2 separate regions of the Homo sapiens genome follow, and region 2 is linked to region 1. The links are chromatin contacts, found by Hi-C or POLR2A ChIA-PET in ENCODE. All regions are on one chromosome and are shown on one strand. Each heading gives the region's core, a stretch centred on a gene start or an enhancer-like site at or near the end of the contact. The rest is flanking DNA. Distances are from core to core; before and after follow the strand shown.

The links. A loop is a pair of places that touch in the nucleus more often than their neighbours do. ChIA-PET counts read pairs that join two places held with the same protein, here RNA polymerase II (POLR2A). Pooled maps may share reads with other maps.
Region 2: a pooled map shows a loop between it and region 1 (8-fold over the local background). The contact joins the promoter of LINC01560 here to the enhancer-like site in region 1. A Hi-C loop is called at or near these places in 1 of 168 maps with a recorded cell type or tissue (CD4-positive, alpha-beta T cell), 4 of 37 single-sample maps with no recorded cell type and 13 of 50 pooled maps. POLR2A ChIA-PET finds 5 or more read pairs at or near these places in 3 of 52 experiments (AG04449, activated B cell and activated naive CD4-positive, alpha-beta T cell).

The regions. Positions count from the first base shown.
Region 1 is chrX:47,538,235-47,543,904 of GRCh38, forward strand. No RefSeq gene overlaps it. Among named protein-coding and RNA genes, the nearest start is that of ARAF, 20 kb to the right of the region's middle. RefSeq lists an enhancer at 2,956-3,250. Within about 2 kb of position 3,102, at least 18 of the 41 ENCODE cell types and tissues checked have a DNase peak (open chromatin) inside an H3K27ac peak, as active enhancers do.
Region 2 is chrX:47,480,231-47,485,900 of GRCh38, forward strand. It overlaps LINC01560 (long intergenic non-protein coding RNA 1560), which reads left to right and starts at 2,486. Exons shown (of 1, transcript NR_126059.1): 1 at 2,486-4,997. It overlaps ZNF41 (zinc finger protein 41), which reads right to left and starts at 2,992. Exons shown (of 5, transcript NM_001324144.2): 1 at 2,865-2,992. RefSeq lists an enhancer at 2,427-2,726 and a silencer at 2,717-3,006.

The DNA of each region.
Region 1 (5,670 bases), core at 1,852-4,351:
TAATCCCAGCACTTTGGGAGGCCGAGGCAGGCGGATCACCTGAGGTCAGGAGTTTGAGACTGGCCTGACCAACATGGTGAAATCCTGTCTCTACTAAAACTACAAAGAAAAACCGGCCAGGTGCTGTGGCTCATGCCTGTAATCCCAGTACTTTGGGAGGCCAAGGCGGGCGGATCATGAGGTTAAGAGATCGAGACCATCCTGGCCAACATGGTGAAACCCCGTCTCTATTAAAAGTATAAACATTAGCTGGGTGTGGTGGCGGGCACCTGTAGTCTCAGCTACTCGGGAGGCTGAGGCAGGAGAATCGCTTGAACCTGGGAGGCGGAGGTTACAGTGAGCCGAGATCACGCCATTGCACTCCAGCCTGGGCATCTTTAAAAAAAAAGTGCAAATATTTATTTTTACTTATTTACTTACAAATTTTTCTTTAGAGATGGGGTGATATAGTTTGAATATATGTCCTTGCCAAAGCTCATGTTGAATTGTAATCCTCAATGTTTGAGGTAGGGCCTGGTGGGAGGTGATTGGGTCATGGGGGCAGATCCTTCATGGCTTGGTGCTGTCCTCGCTATAGTGAGTGGGTTCACTTCACGAGATATTTGGTTGTTTAAAGTGTGTGGCACCTCCCCACCCTTTGCTCTCGCTCTGCCATGTGAGATACCTGTTCCCACTTTGGCTTCCGTCATGAGTAAAAGCTCCTTGAGGCCTCCCCAGGCTCCTTCCTGTACAGTCCTGTATAAAACTGTGAGCCAATTAAGCCTCTTTTCTTTATAAATTACCCGGTCTCAGGTATTTCTTTATAGCAATGCAAGACTGACCTAATTCACGGACAGGGTCTCCCTCTGTTGCCCAGGCTGGCGTAGTGGCTTGATCTCGGCTCATTGCAACCTCTGCCTCCCAGGTTCAAGCAGTCCTCCTACCTCAGCCTCTGGAGTAGCTGAGATTACAGGTGCTAGCCATCATGCCCAGTTAAGTGCAATATTTAAAGGGTTCTGAAAATTTTCTTCCTTTGAAAGCTTTCACTAACTGAGAACTTCAAAGTGCTATTTTCCTGAGAAATTCAAATAACTTTCAATTATTTCTAGGGTCCCCTAGCAGTTACTTGGGGAAATAAAAAAGAAAATTCAATGTCTATCTTACTCCTCATGCCAAAATAAATTTCATCTGGATAGAAGCTTTGAATGTAAAACAAAAAAAATAAATAAATAAAAAATAAAACCAATCAACAAACTTGGGAGTATTACGTTAAAACTAGGGGAAAAAAAATATATATATATATATTTGGAAACGGAGTCTCGCTCTGTCGCCCAGGCTGGAGTGCAGTGGCTCAAGCTCGGCTCACTGCAACTTTGGCCTCTTGAGTTCAAGCAATTCTCCTGCCTAAGCCTCCCAAGTAGCTGGGACTACAGGTGCCCACCACCACGCCTGACTAATTTTTTTTTTTTGTATTTTTAGTAGAGATGTGGTTTCACCATGTCGCCCAGGATGGTCTCATACTCCTGAGCTCAGGCAATCCACCTGCCTTGGCCTCCCAAAGTGCCAGGATTACAGGCATGAGCCACCACGCCCAGCCAGGGAAAATATTTTTATAATTGACAAATTAGAAGTCACGAAAAAAAAGCAATGAATTAGGCCCCCCAAAATTTTAATTCTTTGCATGTGCTTTGGAACATTTTGCTGATCTTATACCAAGATAATTTTTTTAAGGAAAATGAGATCAGTGAGTACTTACTGCTCTGCAAGCTATTTTTATTCACTTGGCAGTAAAATAATGGCATCTTTCCAAGTGAGTGCATTTGTTTTAATGGATGTATTAGTATCTCATTATATAAAAGTCTATATTTAGATATTACCCTCTTCTCTTTTGTTAATATCTTAACTAACTAGGTTATATGAGGAGCAAAGAATGAGCCTACACCCAGCACCTAAACCAATGGTTTCATGACATTCTCTGCTCCAACATGTGGCTAGAGACAAGTGATTCTGAGAAGAAAACTGCCAAATCACAGAACAAGTTTACACTACTCCAGGTGGATAGGAAGTTTAATATTTAAAAAAAAAAACAGGCTGGGTGCGGTGGCTCATGGGTGTATCCCAGCACTTTGGGAGACCAAGGACAGAAGATGACTTGAGCCCAGGAGTCTGGGACCAGCCTGGGCAACATAGGGAGATCCTCGTCTTTACAAAGATAATAAAAAATATTAGCCAGGCATGGTGGTGCACGCCTGTAGTCCCAGCTACTGGTGGGGGAGCTGAGGTGGTGGTGGGGCTGCAGTTGGTGGGGGGGATGATGAGGTGAGAGGATGGCTTGAGCCTGTGAGTTCAAGCCTGCAGTGAGCTATGATAGCGCCACTGCACTCCAGTCTAGGTGACAGAGCGAGATCTTGTCCCAAAATAATAATAATAATAATAATAAAAACAAATAAAAAACAAAAGTTCATTTAGATTTTGAAGATAATAAACGTATGAATATTTAAAATTACACAGTTTTGCTTTCCAGAGTGATGATAAAAGTGTACCATTTGAGTCACTAACTCTTTTTTTTCTTTTTAAGAGAGTCTCGCTCTGTCTAGCAGGATGCAGTGCAGTGGCACGATCTCAGCTCACTAAAACCTCCGCCTCCAGGGTTCAAGCAATTCTCTTACCTCTCAACCTCTCGAGTAGCTGGTATGACTGGTGTGCACCACCACCCACCTCAGCCTCACACAGTGCTGGGATTACAGGCGTGAGCCACTGTGCCCGGCCCATTTTAGTCATTAACTTTTAAAAATAAACTTCACACAGCAGTACATCTCAGATGTTTATAACAAAAAGGAGGGTGGATGTGTGTGTGGGGGGTGAGCTTTCTAATTTGACCACGTCAATATTGTATCTGCCAAGCAGTTTCCAACTTGTATCAAGTCAAATGAGTACTTAGTTGTTTTCTTTAGTTCTTAGAATATTTCCCCTACATTCTCCATGGCTCGGTTCTTTCCAGAAAATTCCCTGGATGGAATTTTCCACATAGCCCAGCAGAGGGCCCTGTATTCTGAGCCACAGTCAGGCATACACAGAAGACACTGCAGACACCAATCAGCAAATCAGGAACGAGAATTCCTCTCCTCCCACACTCCAGCCAAAGGGCTCTCAGGTTCCAGTTGCAGCCGGTCAGCTAACAACTGACGGTGTCTGCACTTCCTTTTAGTCTAGGCGGCGGTAGAAATGGTTTCTAAGAATACCCAGTGGCTCTGGAAAACATTTCCATCATGTGAATGAGCCTGCGCGTATTTTATATTACAGCTTTTATTCCCCTCAGATTCCTATTCTCATTTTAAAATGTATTTAAAAGATATAGAGACATATAAAGCCTTCAGAGGAAAATGCATTAAAAAGGAATATATCACAATGGTAAACCATGATTACTACTAAAGAGATTATGGCTTATTTCACTCCATTCTTTAATTTCCCAGATTTTACACCATTATCGTGTTTCTTTTATTTTGAATATTCTCTTTTCAGAAAGAGAAAATATAGTTTGAAAAAGCGGCTGGGTGTGGTGGCTCATGCCTTTAATCCCAGCACTTTGGGAGGCCAAGGTGGGTGGATTATTTGAGGTCAGGAGTTCGGGACCAGCCTGGCCAACATGGTGAAACCCTCTCTCTACAAAAATACGAAACTTAGCTGGGTGTGGTGTCGGGCGCCTGTAATCCCAGCTACTCGGGAGGCTGAGGAACGAAAATTGCTTGAACCCGGGAGGCGGTGGTTGCAGTGAGCCGAGATCGCGCCACTGCACTCCAGTCTGTCTCAAAACAAACAAACAAACAACAACAAAAAGGCAAGAGACAGGAAGTAAATATATGCCCATCAAAAAGATTAAAAACACTTGGAGCAATTTTTAAAAATCTGTATTAAAAGAATTTTTAGAACATAAGTGGGTGCTTATGTGTAAAATAATATACAAGAAAGTAATTTATTTAGCCTATATATATATAACTGATCATTTTAACCCTTGTAGCCAAAAAGTAGAAGCACCCACTTATGTGCAGAGGGTACAGATATCTTTTCCAGAAAGAAATGAAAAACACTGCACCATGAAGTGCCGTTATTTTTATCTTGATTTCAAGGAAGAGAAGACCCTGTCTGATGACTTTCTGTCATTAAAGTATATTTTGAATGAAAGGATCATTTACCCATTTATTCCACAAATATTTAGAGATTCAGATACTTTTCATACCATGAACTCCCCAACCCTCCGAAGAAAAAGGGACCTCATCTAGATCACAAGCCCCTCTTCTTAGGAAACTGGAACTGTTACTATCACTCCAACCCCAGCTGTCACTTGGCTAAGCCCCACTCATTCTTTAGTCCTCCAACTATTCTTCAGGGAGACCTCATCTCCTTGGACCTTAACTGGCCTCTGCCCTCTGGGCATTGCCTTCCTCAGTACCCGTGGATGGGCCCAGTCATCAAACCCATTGCAGACACGGAGGGCTTCTCTAAACTGTGAGTACAAGGAAGGGCCAGGAAACCCTTGAGCCAAACCTGCTGACATGGAAGTCCTATGTACATATATGTAGACATACAGAATAAGTATGTTTGTAGGCATTCTTTAGTTCCAAGATAGGGGATTTCTTCTCTTTTCCACCATATTTTGTTTTGCATTTTAAAATGCTTATTTTGTGCTGAGCGCGGTGGCTCACGCCTGTAATCCCAGCACTTTGGGAGGCTGAGGCGGGTGGATCACTTGAGGTCAGGAGTTTGAGACCAGCCTGGCCAACATGGTGAAACCCCGTCTCTACTAAAAATACAAAAATTAGCCAGGCATGGTGGCAGGTGCCTGTAGTCCCAGCTACTTGGGAGGCTGAGGCACAAGGATCTCTTAAACCCAGATGGTGGAGGTTGCAGTAAGCCAAGATCGCACCACTGCACTCCAGCCTGAGCGACAGAGCGAGACTTTGTCTCAAAAAAATAAAAATAAAATAAAATAAAATAAGGCTGGGCGCGGTGGCTCACGCCTGTAATCCCAGCACTTTGGGAGGCTGAGGTGGGTGGATCACGAGGTCAGGAGATCGAGACCACCCTGGCTAATATGGTGAAACCCCATCTCTACTAAAAATACAAAAATTAGCCAGGCGTGGTGGCGTGTGCCTGTAATCCTAGCTGCTTTGGAGGCTGAGACAGGAGAACTGCTTGAACCCAGGAGGCGGAGGTTGCGGTGAGCCAAGATTGAGCCATTGCACTCCAGCCTGGGCGACAAAGCGAGACTCTGCCTCTAAATAAATAAATAAATAATAAAATAAAATGCTTATTTTGAAATAATTTCAAACAGAAAACTTGTAAGAATAGAACAAAGAACTGTATATCCTCTATCCAGATTCCTCACTTGCTAAAATTTTACCCTGTATGCTTTTGTTTAGAGATAGTCTCCCTGTGTCATCCAGACTGGGGTGCAGGGGTGTGATCACAGCTCACCGCAGCCTCAACCTCCTGGGCTCAAGAGATCTCACCTCAGCTTCTCAAGTAGCTGGGACCGCAGGCGGGCAACCACCACACCCAGCTAATTTTTAATTTTTTTGTAGAGACGGGATCTCACTCTGTTGTGCAGGCTGGTCTTGAACTCCTGGGCTCAAGCAATCCTTCCACCTTGGCCTCCCAAATTGCTGGGATTACAGGCGTGAGCCATTGCAC
Region 2 (5,670 bases), core at 1,236-3,735, 59 kb before region 1:
CATATATCAGAAGAACTAAACAGAGTTCAGAAATAAAACAATACACATTTGGGAACTTATGTGACAAAAGTGACATTTAATTGAATTAGAAAAGGGTATTCATTTAACGACTGGTGCTGGAAAATTAGCTATCCAAATGGAATATACGAACTGATTCCATCTCATACCATACACCAAAATAAATTCCAGTTAGATTAAAATTTAACTTTAAAAAATTGAAATAAATATATTAAAAATAAATTTAAGGCGTATTTGTTTGAACATGAAATGAGGAAGTCACTAGGCAAGACAAGACACTCAGAACCTGTAAAGGAAAAAGGCAGATATATCTTAATAGATGATTTTTTAAAAATCAAATGTGAAGACACCTTTCAAAGTCAAAATATAGAGATAGAGGAAATATAGTTACAATATAGGTTAATATTCACAAATTAGTAAGAAAGACAAACCACCTAAAGGAAAAAAAGGGCAAAGGATATGAAAAAGTTTAAATATATATTTCAATGGCCAATAAGAATGAAATAATGTTCAGTCACTAGTTGTCAGGAAAACGCACATCAAGGCAAACTAGATACCCTTGTGTTTGGCCCTCAGAATGGGGTAAATTAAAAAAAAATCCAATGTGGAACAGGATTTTGGAAGAAGCCTTCTCATATGTTGCTGGTGGGAGTTCCAATTTTACAAAAGTTTTGGAAAGTAGTTTGGTGGTATGTATTGAACTTAAAAGCATCATTCCTGCACGTAATGATCACTCAGGTGACAGCCTCTAACCACAATTTAGAAATCAATAACAAAAATGTCAACGTTTTGGGAAATCAAAATCTCATATCTAAATAACCCAGTGGTAAGAGTGAACATTGCAACTGCAATTAGAAAACATTAGAAGGAAACTATAGTGGAGATGCTACATATCAAAACTTGTGGGTCAGATGCTCACGCCTGTAGTTCCAGCACTTTGGGAGGATGAGGTGGGAGGACTACTTGAGGATTGCTTGAGGCCAAGGAGTTCAAGACCAGCCTGGGCAACATAGCAAGACCCCAATCTCTACAAAAAATTTAAAAATTAGCTGGGCAAGCCTGCCTGTAGTCCTAGCAACTTGGGAGGCTGAGGTGGGAGGGTCACTTGAGCCTAGGAGGTTGAGGCTGCAATGAGCCATGATGGTTTCACTGCACTCCAGCCTAGGCAACAGAGAGAGATTCTTGTATCTTTAAAACAAAAATCAGCCTGGGCAACATAGTGAGACCCCGTGTCTACACAAAATAAAAAATTAGTGGGTGTGGCAGCACATGCCTATAGTTCCAGCTACTTGGGAGGCTAAGTTGGGAGGATCGACTGAGCACAGGAGGTTGAGGCTGCAGTGAGCCATGATCGTGCCACTGCACTCCATCTCTGGGCGACAGAGTGAGACCCTGTCTCAAAACAAAATAAAACCGAACAGCAGCAACCACAACAAAACATGTGACACGGAGCTAAAGTGTTCTTAGAGAAAAATTTATAAACTGAATGTTTATATTATAAAATAAAATGACTGGATAGTAAGATAAGCATTAAATTCAGGACTTTAAAAATGAGAACAAAATTAAAAAACAGAAAAGAAATAACGAAGTTAAGGGCAGATATTAATGACAGAGAAACAAAGATACAGGAGGACCAACAAAGTCAAAAGTAGGTTTTGAAATAACCTCATCTCAGACCTAAAGACCACCTATCACTGACCCCAGGAAGCTGCATATCTGATTCCACAGCCCCCCATCACTAGTCCCAAAGAAACGCATCACTCACCCAGCAGGAACCTTGGTCAATCACCCAATAAACCCCATCCCACACCTCACAGACCTCCAGTAGTCACCCCGCACAGCCCTTTCTTACCCCCACGGACTTCTCATCACTCATCTCACATATACCTTATCACTCACCCTAGAGACCCTGTATCACTCACCCCACAGACCCCCTTATTATTCACTCCGGTGTCCCCAACACTCATCCCACAGGCTACCCATCAACTTTCTCTAGTGACCCATCACTCACCCACAAACCCCAATCACTCATTCTGCACCTCCCTATAAATGACCCCAGAGAAGCCTCCTTACTCATCCTACTGAGCATCTTCGAGTACAAAATCCATGTCATAACATCCCCATAATTATCTTAATGCTTGATCCATGTCATAACATCTCCATATTTATCTCAATGCTTAAGTGGCCCTAAGTCCGTCTGTTAAACTCACTCCCAGAGCCTTAAGTCCTGAAAACTGCTTCGAGGAACCCCGGCGCTTCTGGACTTGATCTGCACATGCTTAGTGTCAGCTCCGAAGCGGCCGCTCGCCCACAATTACACCTGGTGGGTGCCCTTACACCGCGCCGGTGCGTGCGTGCGCGTGCGCGTGTGCGTCGAAGGAGAGGCGGGCTTTCCAATTTCCTTCAGTGACTCTCAGGCAAGGAACATGGCTGTCTCCTTGGGAGTGTCTCTACGGGAGCCGCCATCTTGGAAGGGCGGTCATTTCTGCCGCGGAGCCCGCGGTCCCCTACTCGATATACCCCTGTGGGATTTTCCAGTGGCCGAGGCACTGGGCCATGGAATGTACCACCAGGCTTCTCCCCTCCGCCGCAGCCTCTAGGAGTTAGTCACCTCCGAGGCCCCGGCGGGCGAGGCGCTTTGCCTCTTCCGCCCTCAGGGTGCCCTCGGCCTCAGGCCGTCCCTACCGGGGAGCCTCCGCCTCTTTAAATATCGCCCAGCCCCCACCCCCAGGAGCAGGTCGCGAGACGCACCCGCCCCCGCCCCTGCCGCCGCACTGCTCTGTGGGACGCGGCGACCCCTCTCCCGCGGCGGCCGGGACCCCGCGCCCACCGCGTCTGGAGCCCACCTGGCGGCCCCACTGGCTACATTTCCGACCTGGACCCCGGCCGGCTGCGGGAAACACTCGGCGTCTCGGCTGTCACCGAACCTGTGCAGTTGCCGCGGGGGGAGTCGTGCGTGTCAGATTTAGGCCAGGAAGCGGAAGTCGCCAGCAGCGAGAGTTTAACCTCTGTGGGCGCAGAGGGTTGCGGGGATTCAGCGCCCGGGACCGTGGATCTGTGCAGGGAGTCATAGGTGTGTGTGACATCAGTGGTGGAACATTTTGGCTCGTTTTCACAATTCAGTCATTATCCTTTCTGCTTTCCTCCTGGAAGCATTAAGGTTGAAGTTTTCTTCTAAAGATCAAAGTTTTGATTTGTTATATTAGTTCGGATTTGTTTGATTTTTGTTTGTGTTCGGTTTCAAGTGCTGATTTGTAACTTTTCTCCCCCCCCCACACACGCCTTTTGACCCCTGAATTATTTAAAAGTCCATTGTTGGAGTGGCAAACATCCTCCGAGACTCAAAGGGCAAGGCCATGGGCGCTTTATTCCGGCTGCTGCTCCAGGAACGTGGGAAAGCAGCGGAGTTTTATTCTAGGGGAAGGAAACAAAGGCGGCCGAGTGCCAGCTGCACGTTTGGTGGGATTTGGTCATCAGGGGTGGACATGCTGCCCAATGGAGCTGTCGGCAGTTTGACCCAGCTTGGTCCGTCGCGTCCTGTTCTAGGAATCGATTATTCAAAGAAGGAATTTAGAGGGACTGCAGAAAATGTTACAGGTCTTAACACCATTTTGCATTTCCGCAAACGAACAAGAAGTTAATCCCTGTGTTAGTGATTTCTAAGCCCATTTGCCTTGTGGCCCAAGAACGTTGAGTTTGAAATTTGATGAAACTTGCCTTAAGGCTCAAGTACGAGGCCAGCTTTCAAAAATGGTTTTGTGCCTTGATTGAAAACACTGTATCTTCTAGTTGTTGGATTTATCGTACTCTGCGGCTCTATTGGTTCAAGCTTGTGCGTTGGGCCTTTTAAAATGTGTGTTTCCTGATAATTCCCTTCAGCTTGTCAACTGGGGGTGATGTGGCAGGGAGAAAGAGAGAGAGGAGAGAGAGAGACTGTACTGGCAGGTTTTCCTTGTGCTATTCAATTTTTGCTTCCTATGTTTTGAAGTTTTATTATTAACTGCAGGTTTCATTACTGAATAGATATAGCCAAATTCCTTCCCCCAAAAGATTATAAAGTTTCCTAGTCCTACCAGCAAAATCATTAAGTTCATTAAGGCAAATCCCCTCCAGCGCTGGATGTTGATGCTGTCTTTAATTTTGTATTTTTCTGACTACTTTGTGCAATTGAGGATTGTTTTGGTCTATTGGCCATTTGGCTTTTCTCTTTTGCAAATGTTCATATCCTTTGTCCAGTTTTCTTTAGGGTGATTTTTCCTTTTCGTATCAATTTGTAAACAGTGTACAAATTACATTGTACATTAGGGATATTAACAGTCTGTCAGTTACACTGTACATTAGGGATATTACATTAGAGATATTAACATCTTTGTCCATTAAGGATATTAACCATCTGTCAGTTACATTGCAGTATTTTTCCCTAAACTCTTTTTGTCTTTTGCATTTTATGTTTTTTTAAATGTGCAATTAGAAAAATTTTATATGGGCTGGGCACAGTAATCCCAGCACCCATCTCTACTAAAAATAAAAAAAAAAATAGCCAGGCGTGGTATCTCAACTAAAAAAAAAAAAAAAAATTGCCGGGCATGGTGTTGGGCGCTTGTAATCCCAGCTACTCGGGAGGTTGAGGCAGGAGAATCGCTTGAACTTGGGAAGTGGAGATTGCAGTGAGCTGAGCTCGGGCCACTGCACTCCAGCCTGGGTGATAGAGCAAGACTTCATCTCAAAAAAAAAAAAGAAAGAAAAATTGTATGTGTAATATGTAACTAGTGAAATGTAGCCTCTGATCAGATATGTCTAAACTTTCTTTTATGGCTTTTGTATATCCCATCTTGCCTAGTTTCACTTCCCTATTCCAGATAGAAAGATAATCTTAACATGTATTTCAGTGTTTTTATTGCTTTAATTTTTTCTACTTTAATCTAGTTGGAATTTACTCTGGTATATGGTATGAAATCAAGATCAAGCTTGAACAAGAAGCCTGTGTCACACTTTTTTCTGTGTCAAATAAAAAGAGACTTTAATTAGAAAGACAGACTATTGCAAAAGGGAGAATGCTCCCATCTCAGAAACCTGAGAGCATCTTGAAACCAAACAGAAAAAGGCTTTTCTTGTAGAGGGTAAGGAGGCAGGCAGAGATAAGCAGAATCTGTGGAAAGGAAGCTGCACAAACAAGGGGGAATGGCCAGTGGGGTCTGCCAGGAAATTGTCCCACAGTGGTGCGCCCATTCCCAGGAGAAGCTGAGAAGCAGGGTCCATTGGGAGGGGAGGAATTTCGACTTTTTTTGATGCTTGCCCAGGCTCGGGGGCAAGCAGAGTTAGGAGCTTGTAGGAAAGAAGCCTGGTTCAAGTTTGGCTAAAGAGCATTTTGTTCCAATTGATCAGTGGAGACAAGCAGTTAGGCTTGTCATCTATGAGGCAAAGAATGGGAATTTGGAGAGTGGGTGTCTGGCCTTCTCATAGGTAAACAGGGGACATCCGTGACTTCTAAGTCATATGGGGAAGGATGGTTCTTTGCAGTAAGCCATTTTCCAGAAAAGCCATTTTCCCTTTGGAGTAAGGGGATTTCTTGACCTGCACTGCTCACCAGGATGAGGTAAAATTCAGTATTGCCAGTTGGCACCATTTATGAAACACACCACCTTGTAACCA